Regions from separate parts of the Homo sapiens genome. Here region 2 is linked to region 1. Evidence: read pairs that join two places in POLR2A ChIA-PET (ENCODE). Cell type or tissue: MCF 10A. All regions are shown on one strand. Each heading gives the region's core, and the rest is flanking DNA. Links, peaks and the distances in the headings are about the cores only. Region 1 has its middle 140 kb from the start of LINC02269. Region 2 overlaps GALNT7 (polypeptide N-acetylgalactosaminyltransferase 7).

What was found. ChIA-PET counts read pairs that join two places held together with the same protein. Peaks named below come from ENCODE experiments on the same cell type or tissue, not always from the same donor. Only the 100,000 strongest peaks of a DNase experiment are listed, where the experiment ranks them.
Region 2: POLR2A ChIA-PET joins it to region 1 with 9 read pairs; 1 of 35 experiments calls an interaction of 5 or more read pairs at or near these places.

What each region holds. Positions count from the first base shown.
Region 1 is chr4:173,751,163-173,758,042 of GRCh38, forward strand. No RefSeq gene overlaps it. Among named protein-coding and RNA genes, the nearest start is that of LINC02269, 140 kb to the right of the region's middle. In MCF 10A, for the core only: a CTCF peak has its summit at 1,648 (motif pointing left); a DNase peak (open chromatin) is centred at 1,639.
Region 2 is chr4:173,210,954-173,217,833 of GRCh38, forward strand. The region is part of intron 1 of GALNT7 (polypeptide N-acetylgalactosaminyltransferase 7); the gene reads left to right. Among named protein-coding and RNA genes, the nearest start is that of GALNT7-DT, 45 kb to the left of the region's middle. In MCF 10A, for the core only: no CTCF peak of the experiment used is centred there; a DNase peak (open chromatin) is centred at 3,958.

The DNA.
Region 1 (6,880 bases), core at 1,180-6,179:
AAATATTTCAGGAGCAATAAGGAAAAAAGTGATAAATTTGACACAGAGTAATATTCTGAACACATAAAATGCTTCAAAGAATTGAGAAAAAAGGCAAAACCTTAGAGAAAATGGGGAAAAAATACAGATAGTTCTCAGAAAAAGAAATAAAAATGACCCTCACACATAGAAAAATATACTGAATATATGAGAAATGCAAATTAAAACTACACTGAGATAACACTTCTCACCCACCTGACTGGCAGAGATCCCAAAATTTGTAAACTATACTCTGTTGTAGAGGTTTTGATGAAATAAGTATGCAAAGTGGTATCAGCTTCAATGGGTTTGGGGGTGGGAGGATTTAGCATTATTGAGCAAAACTGCATATACATTTACCCTTCAATCCTGCAACATGAATTCTAGGAATCTGTTCCAAAAATGCAAAGTGACATATGGTCAAGACTGTTCCTCATAGAATTACTTATAATACTAAAAGATGAAATAGCTTAAATATCGATAAGAGACTGGTTCAATAAACTAGAGAACATTGACACATGGAACACAGGCCCTTTTTTGCTTAACAAAGGTGTCTGAAATGCTTGTTATTTTCATTATATTAAAAGGAGTCATTAGAATGGTTATCTATCAACCTAAAGCCTCAACCAATTTCCTAAAACACAGTGAATAACATATATGTAATAAATGATCATGTAAAGATGTAAAATGCCTAAAAAATCCACCTCTTAATAACCAATTACTGTGGTTGTTAACAGTCACCTTATATGGCGACTTCCGGGGAAAGTGCCTTTTCTTACCTTCAGCAGCAGCCTTCCTGAAGCATATGCCCTTTTGAAAGTCCATGTAGGCTTTGCCATTTTGACAACTGTGTATGGAGACTCAAGACTTTATCTGACATCATTTTGTTTAAAAAGTTGTATTGAGGTTTGAGGACACGAATATGTATTCTACCTGTATTAACTGGCCAAAAAATAAAGTTGTATTGGAGAGGTGTCTGTGGGTTTGAATGCTAAAACTTACAGTTTGGGATACTAAAAATCGAAAGGTAGAAAATATTAATGGGGGATGTTCTGCAGGGCATATGGTATGATTCATCATAGAATAGAATCAGAGAGATTTCTGCATGCTCCTTTTGAATGACATTCAGAATTCATCTTTAATGGAAAAAAGTAAGGTACAGAACAGAGTGTAGAAGCGTGTAGAGTGAGCTACTTTTTGTGTAACAGAGGGTCAAGGAGTGATAAAAGTGTATAGCATTTTCTTACGTTTTCAAAAGAATTAGCATGAGGTTACCTATAAGGCAGGGATGACTTTGGAGCTATGTAATGTTTTACATAACTGTTTTACATAACTGACAATCAAAATGAAAATCAAATTAAATCAAAAGACAAAAGAATCTAAAGTCATACAGAAGGGGTGCCGTAAGGTTGGAGACTCTTCTGAGGAGCGGGCACTGCCTGGCAGGGACTGCACCTCTGAAGGTACAACGAAGCTGGTTTTGGGGCTCTTGCAAAATGGGCTGGAGACTGGAATCACGTTCCAGGGTGAAGGGTGGTTACTGAGGCAAGAAAGGGGAGACCGCCTGCAAATGAGAACAAGTCCTTTCTCCCTCCTTCTGCCGTTCAGTCTCTCTAGCGCCCCCTCTTGGCAGATCCTAAAGAAAGCTGATTGCAATGCGGAAACTGGAGCTGCAAGGCCCCAAAAGCAGGAAGAAAGGGTTTGGGGCTGGGGGGCAATAGCTTAGTAACTAACATGATTGGTAAAATTGAAGGCCAAGAGTTTACTTGTGACAGGGAGAATTTACAAGGAGGCTCTAGGAACCAAATGACACTGTAACACAAGGTTTTTCAGTACCATTGAAGGCTGACACAGGCAAAATGACTTTCAAATGAGATAATGCAAGTGAAATGGCCTCAGATTTATAAAGTACCATGCAAGTAGGAAAATAATAGTTTTAATGTTGATGCTTTAACTTCACTTTTAACTATGATGGGGATATTTGATAAAAGAAAATTTGTGAAGCCAAAGATAATCATGAGATAAATTATGAAAAGATGTTTATTAGTTTTAGAAACAGAAATAATAGTTTGCCTTACTTTCTCTAATTGAGGCAATTTTATTTTAATTTGGAGGTTTTCAAAAGGACACACACTTTTATTAGTTTTTCTGTCATAACTTGCAGAGTTTTGTGGATCTTTGCAAAAACTTGAGTTAAATTTTCTTTAATGATGTGTCTATATATTATACATTGGCTACATAAAAGCACTGAATTACTGTGCTATATCATTACATTACTGATTATATTAATGTGTGTCTCTGTAGTGTAATAATTTTTGCATTTATTCATTCATTAAAGATAATCATAACTAATACAATTACAATTTCATTTTAAAGTCATTATTCATAGTCATCAATTTAGAGATAAGAATGAAATTATGTTGATAAGTTCATAAACTGATGGCTGGAGGCCAATCAGATTGCTTCGTGTTCCCAAATTATTTTATAATTATGTTACTTATGGTTAACATGTGGATGTGAAACAAAGATTCTGGAATTCAAGTCATGCTAAAAGAGCTGTGAGTCACTGTTCATTTTTAAATCTCTCACATAGTTAAAGAAAAGGTGTGTAGAAACTATTTCATAAGTTTAATTAACATGATTATAGATATTGCATACACTTGTAAATAGAGAAAAGCAATCTGCAAAAAGAACAAAATAATTCTGATACTTTATAAAAATAGCATAACTAAATTTAGCAAAAAGTAAGGGATCATTGATAAGCTAGAATATTAGAATAGGATTTTCAGAAACGGTCATTTGTTTGGGGAACGAAAATAATTGTAACCAGGCCAGATGACATATTTATAGGTTTCCAGGGGAAACAGAAACTTACCTCAAATAAAAAGTTGCAAGTGGTCAATGTAATTAAAAAAGAAAAGTAGTGAAATTATCCAAGAACAAGGTGGGGCTTGGTGTAGGAAAATAGCCTTTAATTCACACATAAGAGTAACATACAAAGGGAATACACCATTTTTAATTGAAAACTGAAATCAACTGAAAGCATTTTAGTTGAAAACACATCAAGTATCTGTATCATTATTATTCCATCTGCAGAATGTAGTTGTAACTCACAATGTTTTCAACTATTTTTTTCAGTAAATATTTACTATCTATCTGTCTGTCTGTCTGTCTGTCTGTCTGTCTGTCTGTCTATCTATCTATCTATCTATAGAGACAAGGTCTTGCCATGTTGCCCAGGTTGGTCTCGAACTCCTGGGCTCAAGAGATCCTCCTGTCTTGGCCTCCCAAAGCGCTGGGATTACAGGTGTGAATCACTGTGCTGGGCCTTGAGTATGTATTTAATGTGTAAGACTCTGTGGTAGGCACCAACAGCAGAGGCAAAGGTTAGCAAGGAATTGTCAAGGAGTTTATAATCTGACAATGTGGATAAAAGAAATATACACACATTTTGAAAGTAAAATATAAAGTGTCAAGTGCTATAAAAACAATACAAACACAACATTTTGGAAGATCGTTGGAAAAAAAGAGCATATTCAATCGGAAAGATCAGGAAAAGCTTCATGAAGGAGAGAACATGGGAGAATAAGCATTTTCACAGGATGGGTAATAGAGATAAATAAAAATAGTACAAGTGACATTTGTTTTGTGCTAGGCACCGTCTTAAGAATTTATGCATATGATGTCATTTAATCCTCAAAACAACCACAGAACATAGTACTCATATTATCACTATTCCACAAATGAGGCTTAGAGAGGTTAATTTTCCCCAGTTCTCACAGTTAGTGGCAAATCCATAATTTAGAACCATATCTGCCTAACTCCAGAGCCTAAACCTTGCTTACTGTATTATACTCCTTTGTAAAGAAGAATCGTTTACGAAAGCGAAAACTGAAAATCCTACATCTATAGTTTATTTATTTGCTTATTCATTATTATTTTTATTATTTTTAACTCTTTTAGAGATAGAGTCTCACTATGTTGCCCACGCTCACTTCAAATTTCTGAGCTCAAGCAGTCCTGCTGCCTCAGTCTCCTGAGTAGCTGGGACTACATGGGTGCACCAACATACATCTCTATATTATAACAGTTATATTTAACGTGACACTTATATTTTGGTAAAATGGTGATTTAAAAGTTAATATTGGTAGGAATATGATAAAAATGTATATTCTCTCATTCAGTTGTAAAGCAAATACAAAATTGCACATGCGTTTGTTATAGCAGAATCAGCATATAGTAGATTCTCAGTAAATGTTGAATAAATGAATAAATAAGGTAGAAAATCTGTATGCATATGGACAGAGATTGGGAGACTGATATGTGAAAATGATTAGTTGCAATAGGATTGTGGGACTTTGAGGCCTAGCTAGTCCTCTTTCAGTTATCTTTAATTTTGTATATGGTCGGATCATCCGGCTTTGAGTAGAAACCAGTTGTTTATTTCCTTTTCATTAACAAAGGACTAATGAGTTCAACCTAAAAGGACAGATGAATCAGCCTGTGATATCAATAATCAATAGAGAATTCTTCTGCAGAATATTCACTAACATGCACAGTTTTTGAATAGTTAAAAAAATTTTATTTTTTCAGTAATGAAGAATATGAATCAGAGAAAATGATGCATATATATCATAACTTCGGCATGCACGAATGAGACCAGATGAGGCAACAATAGTTTACATTTTGACTTATTTCTTTAATTTCAAAAAATTGAAGTCTTATTAATCATTTGCTAGTTCTATGCAATGGTACATTCTTCAAATCATACCTAATGATAATAACAGGAGAAATGATAAATGAAAATGGTCAAAGCATTCAATAACATGTTGCTGTTATAGTAAGATTTTGAAATAGAATGTAGCATGTTATGGGATTTTGCCTTTAACTAGACTAAAATATACTTTATTGATTCAGGTAGAAGGAACTATTAAATATTATATACAAATTACTTTATACTTATTTCATTAGGAAACAACATTAATATACATATATGTGCACATACACATATGTTTACCAGTGAAGTTGATTAACTTTTAGTTCTGGAGCACCGTTTTTCTTTTCACTAAAAAAGTGGTTTCTGGTGGCAACATTAACCACATTTGTATGTGTTGGGTCGACCTGTTTATTGATTCACCAAGAAGCTGTCAAGATTTTTTTTTTAAGCAGCATCTCGCTCTGTTCCCCAGGCTGGAGTGCAGTGGCTCCAATCATGACTTATTGCAGCCTCAACCTCTCAGGCTCAAGTGATCCTCTCACTTCAGCCTCCAGAATAGCTGAGACTATAGGCACGCACCTCAAGGCACGCACCTCCATGCCTGGCTAATTTTTTAAGAAAAATTTTGCAGAGATGGGGTCTCACTATGTTGCCTAGGCTGAACTCGAACTTCAGGGCTCAAGCAGTCCTCTCACCTCAGCCTCCCAAAGTGCTGAGATTAGAGGAGTAAGCCACCGTGCCCTGAAGCTGTCAGTTTTAAATGGGACCTAGAGCAAGAGAAGGCTCTGCAGCAGGTCTAGGCTGAAGCACAAGGTACTGTGCTACTTGGGCTTTATGATTAGGCAGATCCAATGGCACCCAAAATGTCTCTGGCAAATAGAATGTTGTATGCAGCCCCTGACAAACTCTAACAGAAGACCACTAGCATTTTGGAAACAAATCAATTTTCTCTTTGAGAAACAGCTCCTGTCCCTGACTTGCTGCTAGTCCTTGTTGACATTGAATACCTGGCTAAGATGCTGCAAGTGAACATTTGACCTGAACTGTCCATCTGATCCAAAATATCATAGGGTTGGGTTTGTTCAGAAGCACCCCATTATCAAGTGGTGGTGGTATACAAGATATAGGGCTCAAGAAGTTACTGAAGGCACAATAGGTTGTCTGAGCAGGTGGCTCTAATTATCTTGGTGTCTACTTCTGCTGCTCTAATCTCATACCCCCTACCCATACCTGGTCTCATGGGAAGTTTTCTTTCATTGGTTGACTAAGAATACAGAAATTCAAGTGAAGTTTGTAGGTGGTTTTGTACAGCATGTTGGCACTAGCTAGAGGTGGACTGAGGAAACATTACAGTGCCTCTCAGAGGTGGCCCAGAAGGACACTGAGAAATAGGAAAAACCCTCCCAGTAGGAAAAGTAGCAAGCAGTGCATTTGAGTATTTACTTTGCTTGGAAGGAGAGAGGGCCAGAGGTAAGGATCTACAGGAATTAATAAATAGCACCTTACAGGTTGGCTGGGTGTTCAGGATAAATGCTGGAAGATTGATGGGATGTAGATCTGGGAAAAGATTTATGAATTGGCTTCTAGAATAGTGGCGTATGTGAAGATACTCTCTTATGGAAGATAATTTAAATAACTTGGTGGACAGGATGATCCAATGAGCCTTTTTCCCAACAACTCTAGAGCGGACTCTTGGGCTCATGAAAAAAACAGTAGCAATAGAAGTCCCATGATTTCAATACCATGGGCTTCCCCTCACCAAGTGTGAACTGATTTCTGCCAATCTGAGGTCTTCAATCTGGTTATCCTGTTGAAGCCATCCTAAAATAGATACAGCTATTGATGGAATTCTAGAAAGGCAATGAGGCCTACACTAAGCCCTCAGTGTGGCCCCATTCCCCAGGGGGACAGATAGCTACCCATGGGAAGTTGGACTGTGGACTCCTTCCATCCTGAAAAGCGTGGTGATTTATTATCACTAGAATAGAGTCTTCCTCTGTATGTGGGTTTGCCTTTCTTGCTCATATTTCTTTTGTAAGCATTACCATCTTTAGACTTTCTATCTCAATCACCATCATGTGTCCCGTACAACATTCTTTATGATTAAGGAACTCATTTTATGACAAATGGTATGTAGTAATGTGC
Region 2 (6,880 bases), core at 1,332-6,331, 540 kb before region 1:
TTTTAACATTTAAGCTAGTGTATTCAAAAGAATGTATCAGCGTGTAATCAATCTTAAAAAATATTGAGATGCCTTACATTCTTTTTTTTTTCCATTTGATATCTGATGTGTATTTTATACTTCCAGTACATCTCAATTTGGGCCAGCCACATCTCAAGTACTCAATAGCTACATATGAAATCACTTTACCTCCAAATTCTGAGTGATTTTACTAGTGACTTTATATTGGAAATAACCACATCTAGAAGTTCTTATCTAGGGATGCATGTTCAGAATCACCTGGAAGCTTTTTCTAAATATGCATTCCTGCCTGTACCCTCACTAGATCTGTTAAGGTAAAAATCTCTGCTCTGTGTGAGCCTGGGCATGTGTGTCTTGAGAAAGGTACATAGGTGATATTGACAAGTACATTTAATTAAAAACCACTAAGATGATCCAGCTTCTTCAGTCTACCTATGACTAAACACGTCCTGTGTGATCAAACAGCTTTCCCACAGAGAGTAATGATACAGACCTCAGTCTTCCATTCACAAATCTGGTGTCCTTTTTGCCTCATCATTTCTAACATATAGGATAAGAATGTAGACTAATATTATACACAGATTTGTTCAATAACAAGAGTCAGCAACAAAAGGGAGTTTCAAGTTACTCTTTAGATTATCAGGAAATTTAATGTAAAATATCCTACCTGCACATGTGTGCACGAGCACGTGTGCACACACACACACATTGTCTAAATAGTCTTGTTAATTGAAGTTTCATTGTGATGGGCATGACCGTGTAGATTTTATATGCATTTCCATGTTCTTGATACCTTTTAGACTCACCTCATAGATTATACTTTTCTGAAACTGCTTTTAAAAATCTATATCAAAATAGATACCAAGGGCTATTATAATTATTTTAGTATATCTCTGGACATCATAACCAAATACAAAAGTTCTTCAGCCTGTCAGTTTTCAAAGTGTCAGCTCTGGATTTTTCAGGTTAAAATTTCATATCTTTAATAACAAGGCTGCCAGATATCAGCAGGCAGTGTGGTTGACTACTCTGTAATTTAATGGGAGTTCTTCATAGGTGAGTCACAGTGGCTTTCTTCTCTTTCTTTCACATGGTGCTGACAAGGACAGCACACGTGCTATACTGAAAGATAGTAAGTCTCAGAAAGGTCATCCAAAGGTAATTTGTGGATTATTTTTGATGAGTTGGAGATATGGAGAAAAATGTTTGCTCTTTAACACTTAATTTTGTATGAAGTGACCAAACTTAGATTATCTAGTTTTATTTCATGCAAGTGAATTTAACAATTAAATATTTTCATAGTTCTTTAATCCGTATGCTTATTAAAAATCAACTTAAGTCTACAAAAGTCACAAGTAATTAACAAGCCTGTTAAATAAAATAATGATATCCATAATAGCCTACAAATAACTACTAGAATTTTTAAAAAGCATTTTAAAGGTCCAAAACGTTTAAACAGGTTATTTAGCAGTAATCAGGATGGTTATATGACACTCACTTGAAAGAGGCTTCAGTTTAGATTATCTAGACTAACTGTCTTTTTACAAATGGAAAATTCAGAGAGATCCAAAGAGATGAAGGGATTAACTCCACTCACATAGAGATTCCCTTCCAGTGCTAGTTTGCCACTGTCTTCTGACTCACTTCAGTTGGCTTTTTTTTTTTTTATCAGCTATGATGACTTTCTTTTGCTAGAATGTAATATCATGTTAAGGTATAGTGATTTGCTTATAATAAAATGATTTAAAATATTTTGACACATGTCTATTGGACATATCAATACAACAGAACAAAGACAATAGCCCCATGACTTCAGTGCTTCAGAGTTCCATGTGTGTTTCCTTCCGTGTGTCTAACATAGGACATTAAAGAGCATGATCATTTCTTCAAAAATAGGTTCCTTCAAGCTGAGTACAAGATCCAAATTTTAAAAATACCTTTTGTGGAAAATACTAAAACTTGGAACCACAACCTTGTTTCTCTCTTTTAACGTAATTGCTCACTTCATGAAAAAAAAATCCCCTTTGGACAAATGGATGTAATTGTATATGTAATGCACTGGGAAGTATGAGTTACTATTGATTAACTTGTATTAAATATCTGAGAAAAAGGTATGTATTTTATTTGTAATTTTAAGTTGACGAGATGATAAATAGAAAACCCCTTATTTGGAGTTCCCTGATGTATTCTTAGTGGTCAAGACCCTTAAAACAAAAAATGTGATTTCTCGTTTTACATTCTCCTCCTTTCTAGTTTTTTTTTCCTTCTTATGCAGAACAGAGATTTTATTGTAGAATTAAAACTGATAAACCTGATCCCTCAGCTCTGTGCTATTTTGTTTACCCCATGAGGAGTTGCTCCCCATAAACCTGAGAGTTTGTTAGAAGGTACCTTGTTCAGAAGATTATCAGGTTTAAGCAATTGCCATTCAAGAGAGTAAAGAAGAACTAGTCTGGAAGCTGGCAAGAAAAAAAAAGTTGTTATTTCTAAGTCAATGTTTGTAGAACAATTGCCTGGTTAGGCAATGAGACAGTAGTGTTTAATACAATTGAGCTGTGGTGTATAATATGAGTAGTCATACACTCTTTTGTAAGAGTCTTGGATTGATATTTTTGTTATACTTTGCAATCAAATAAAGGAGGCTGTTTGCACATATCCTGAAAACGATTTGATAACTATATAGTGATTATTTCTCGGTAATTTTTGAAGGTCTACTAACCAAAAAATTCTAATAAAATTCACTCTTATGAAATTAAAGATTAAGTCACAAAAATACAACTGTTTAGATAAATATTCAAGCACTGACAGGCATATAGCACCTCAGTTCTGTTTGTTTGCTGGCCATTATGTTTTTACCAGCTTTTGTTTTAAAAGTCTCATCTTTCTCCTTGATTAAATTAAATGAACATCCTTTCCTGTTACTCCAAAGGATTCCTTATAATTTTTTTATAGCACCTTTGATTTTAGACTGAGGGCTTTTAGATAGACTTAAATAGATTCTTCTACTGTATGTTTCTGAAATATTGGCCCCTGTACTTTACCAACATACATTTCACTTTATAAAGTTAATGTAAGGGCTTTTCAGTGACTCCAGGCAAACCTCAAACAATCTCTGATTTGCAAAAAGATCAAGATGCCTCTGGAAATAACACACAACCCAGTGTTGTTATTATTATTTTTTTGCAAGACCTAACTAGAGAAGTGATCATTATACTGTATATTCTTTAATCTTGATGTTTTTAAAGAAGTTTAAGTGTTGTATCCTTTAAGCAATTAAGTTCAGTTCAAAAGACAGAATAAATACAAAGCTCTTTAAAAAAAAAAAAAACCCTTAAGAGACCACATTGTGGTAAGTATTTCAGCCTCTGGATTTTGATAAACTAGAAAGCTTTATTTTGAGGAGTCATTAACTTGCAATTTGGCCCAGATCACTCTGTAAGGTCATGGTAGCTTCAGACCCCTTATCTCTAACTAGCCTGCCCGCTGGGACAGAAAGTGTGTTCCAAGAGAAAGAGCAAGATCTCTATGATTAGATTGAGTCTACAGGGGACTGAGAGCCCTAAGAAAACTTCAGATTTTAAGAAATCTTCAAAGAGAAAAGAGACTTAACAGATCCAGATGAGCCATGGGAACAGTGAAGTGCTTGGTGCATGTATATATAAGTTCTCAATAGAGCTGTTTCAACCACTAGTCCAAATTCAACTTCTCAAGCCTGGTAGAGTCAAATTTCTGGCACTTGGCAGCAGAGAGTTTATAGAATGCCTTGATGGAATCAAGTAGTAACCTGTCTTCCTTGTCTTCCTTTTGCTTCCAAACTTATGACTTGGATTTTTTTTTTTTTTTAATGCTCTTTCCAGCCCTAGTAGTGACAGCATTTTCCAAAATGTTACTCAAAACCTCTCAAATAGCAGAGGCAGTACCAACACATCCTGGCATCTAGCCTACGGTCGTGCTTCAGGAATACACTGACTGCCTTGGTGATGGCCAAATGCCAGTTCTTATAGTTAAGTTGTGGCTTGGACATGTGGACCCATTCCTTTCTGTAATCCTATCATGATCCCCTGCTTTCTTTCTTCCCTACCAGAATCTAAGCTCCTGGAAAGCAAATGCTATGACTTTTATCTCTTGTATTCCCACAGCCATGTTGGCTAGAAATATGGTGGATACACAAAGAAAGTTAGTTGAAAGAACAAATCCAACTATCCAAGAGGTTCTGAATACCCACTGGCCCCACCACCAACCTCTGCTCTTCTTCTTCTTTTTTTTTTTTTTTTGATATGGAGTCTTGTTCTGTCGCCCAGGCTGGAGAGCAGTGGTGTGATCTCGGCTCACTGCAATATCCGTCTCCTGGATTCAAGCGATTCTCCTGCCTCTACCTTCCAAGTAGCAGTGATTACAGGCGTGTGCCACCATGCCTGGCTACTTTTTGTATTTTTAGTAGAGACGGGGGTTCACCATGTTGCCCAGGCTGGTCTTGAACTCCTGACCTCAGGTGATCCGCTGCCTCGGCCTTTCGAAGTGCTGGGATTGCAGGTGTCAGCCACCATACCCGGCCTGCTGTTCTCCTTTTAATGCACCCAAGTCCTGGGGAACCCGACTGGGGATCAGAGCTGTGAGCTGGGGGAGGGCCCGTTGTTTTGACCCTAAGACCTAGCCTGACTTGAGAAGTTTCAGGATGTGGAATTTCATCAGGCTCAAGGAATCCTTTCAAGGAGCATTCTGACAATAGAACCATATAAAATCCACTCTTCTTTTTGTCAATTATTTTGAAACTGTTCCAGTAATTAAGATTGAGCTAGAAAATATGAACTACATTTTTACAAATACTCAGACCTTCAAAACAGGCTTTAAAAGGCCGGGTGCAGTGGTTCACGCCCGTAATCCCAGCACTTTGGGAGGCCAAGGCGGCAGATTGCTTGAGCCCAGGAGTTCGAGACCAGCCTGGGCAACATGGTGAAACCCCTTCTCTCTCTAAAAATAAAAAAATAAAAATAAAGAAATCAGCCGGGCATGGCAGCATGGGCCTGTAGTCCCAGCTACTTGGGAGGCTGAGGTGGGAGGATGGCTTGAGCCTGAAAAGCAGATGTTGCAGTGAGCTGCGATCACACACTCCAGCCTGGGTGACAGAGCAAGACTCTGTCTAAAAAAAAGCCCACAAGCTGGCTTTAAAGTGAACTAATAATGATGTCTATGTTATGATTCTATATGATATTTGAATATGTTCACCCTTTTCTCTTTTAATATTGTTTCAACTACTGATTTACTTTAGCAAACACTTTCTTCATTAAAAGTGCAAAGGTAAACTTAAACCATCCAAATAATCAGCCAAATCAGTCGAATCTACATGAAATATACAACAATCTAAATGCTTAAAATAGATAAGTACAATAGTGGAGGGCGTAATGTGTTACTGGGCTTTTGACATCAAGGACGTCTGTGTTCGAATCCTGACTTTGTCAGTTGTTAGTACCAGTTGTATTGACTTAGATAAATCATTTCACCTTTCCAAGTCTCAGTGTTTTCTTTTATAAAAACTATGGTTGTCAGGAGGATTTTGTGAGATAATTATATATGAAAGAACCTACTAGGATGTATTCTTTAGTAAACATTCAGTATTTGGCTCTCTATTTGGCAACTGAGTGGTGGTTGTGTTCCCCAGGTGTGAGGGTTCCTGGGCTGGGCTGGGGCTACTGTCTTGTAGTTTCAGTAATTTGGTTTCTTGTGTACTATTCATATATATATATATATATATATTTTTTTTTTTTTTTTTTTGGAGACGGAGTCTCACTCTTGTCCCCCAGGCTGGAGTGCAATGGCGCAATCTCGGCTCACTGCAACCTCTGCCTCCCAGCTTCAAGTGATTCTCCTGTCTCAGCCTCCCGAGTAGCTGGGACTACAGGTACCTGCCACCACGCCTGGCTAATTTTTGTATTTTTAGTAGAGACGAGGTTTCACCATGTTGGCCAGGCTGATCTTGAACTCCTGACCTCGGGTGATCCGCCTGCCTCGGCCTCCCAAAGTGCTGGGATTACAGGTGTGAGCCACCATGCCTGGCCCTTATTATATATTTTTATATACTTTAGAAAATTTGATCTGCGGAAAATCTGGTTCTTGTTTTTTGGCCACATTATCAGATCAGTCACTCATCTACTGTAAGTACATTAAAAAGAATACATGGTCACTTTGCCCAGTTAACCAGAGAATGGTGCCATTAAGTTAAAAAATGCATATACATGTATAGGCATGATCCTCATATAGATTAGTTTTGTTAGCTGCACAGTCACAGATCAAATCCTGAGTTATTACCCTTCTTACAGAAGGGTGTGTCGCTTGTTCATGGTGGGGACAAGGTTGTCAGTGAGGATAGCTTGATAGTAATAAACTATTACTACCATTGGAAGAACATTTCAAAATACAATATTATGCATCCTACTTAGGTTATTTTCACTTCATATGGTAATAGTCCATTAATTTACCCTAATAATATTTAGTAGATTTTGACATCTACTAGAACATAAGGTTGAAGTGAAAAGCATGTTTTAGTTTGTGCATTTTAAAACAATTTTCTACGAAAGAAAACCAAAATTACCTTCCATAGCTTTCTTATTTAAATTGGACTTAATATTTCTATTGTTTTTAAGATTCAACTCTTGGAATCTTCTACATTTCTTTGCCTAAGTAATAGGGGATGGTTTATGTTTTTTGCCATTCATAATTTTTCTTAAACCTTCATACCCACATTTAGCCATATGCGCTTTAAGACACACAGTGAAGATGAAATTTAATACACATCAAACTTCTGTGCAGACTTGGTGAGAAACAGATATTTTGCAGCCTGCTTTCACTCTGTGAGTCATTA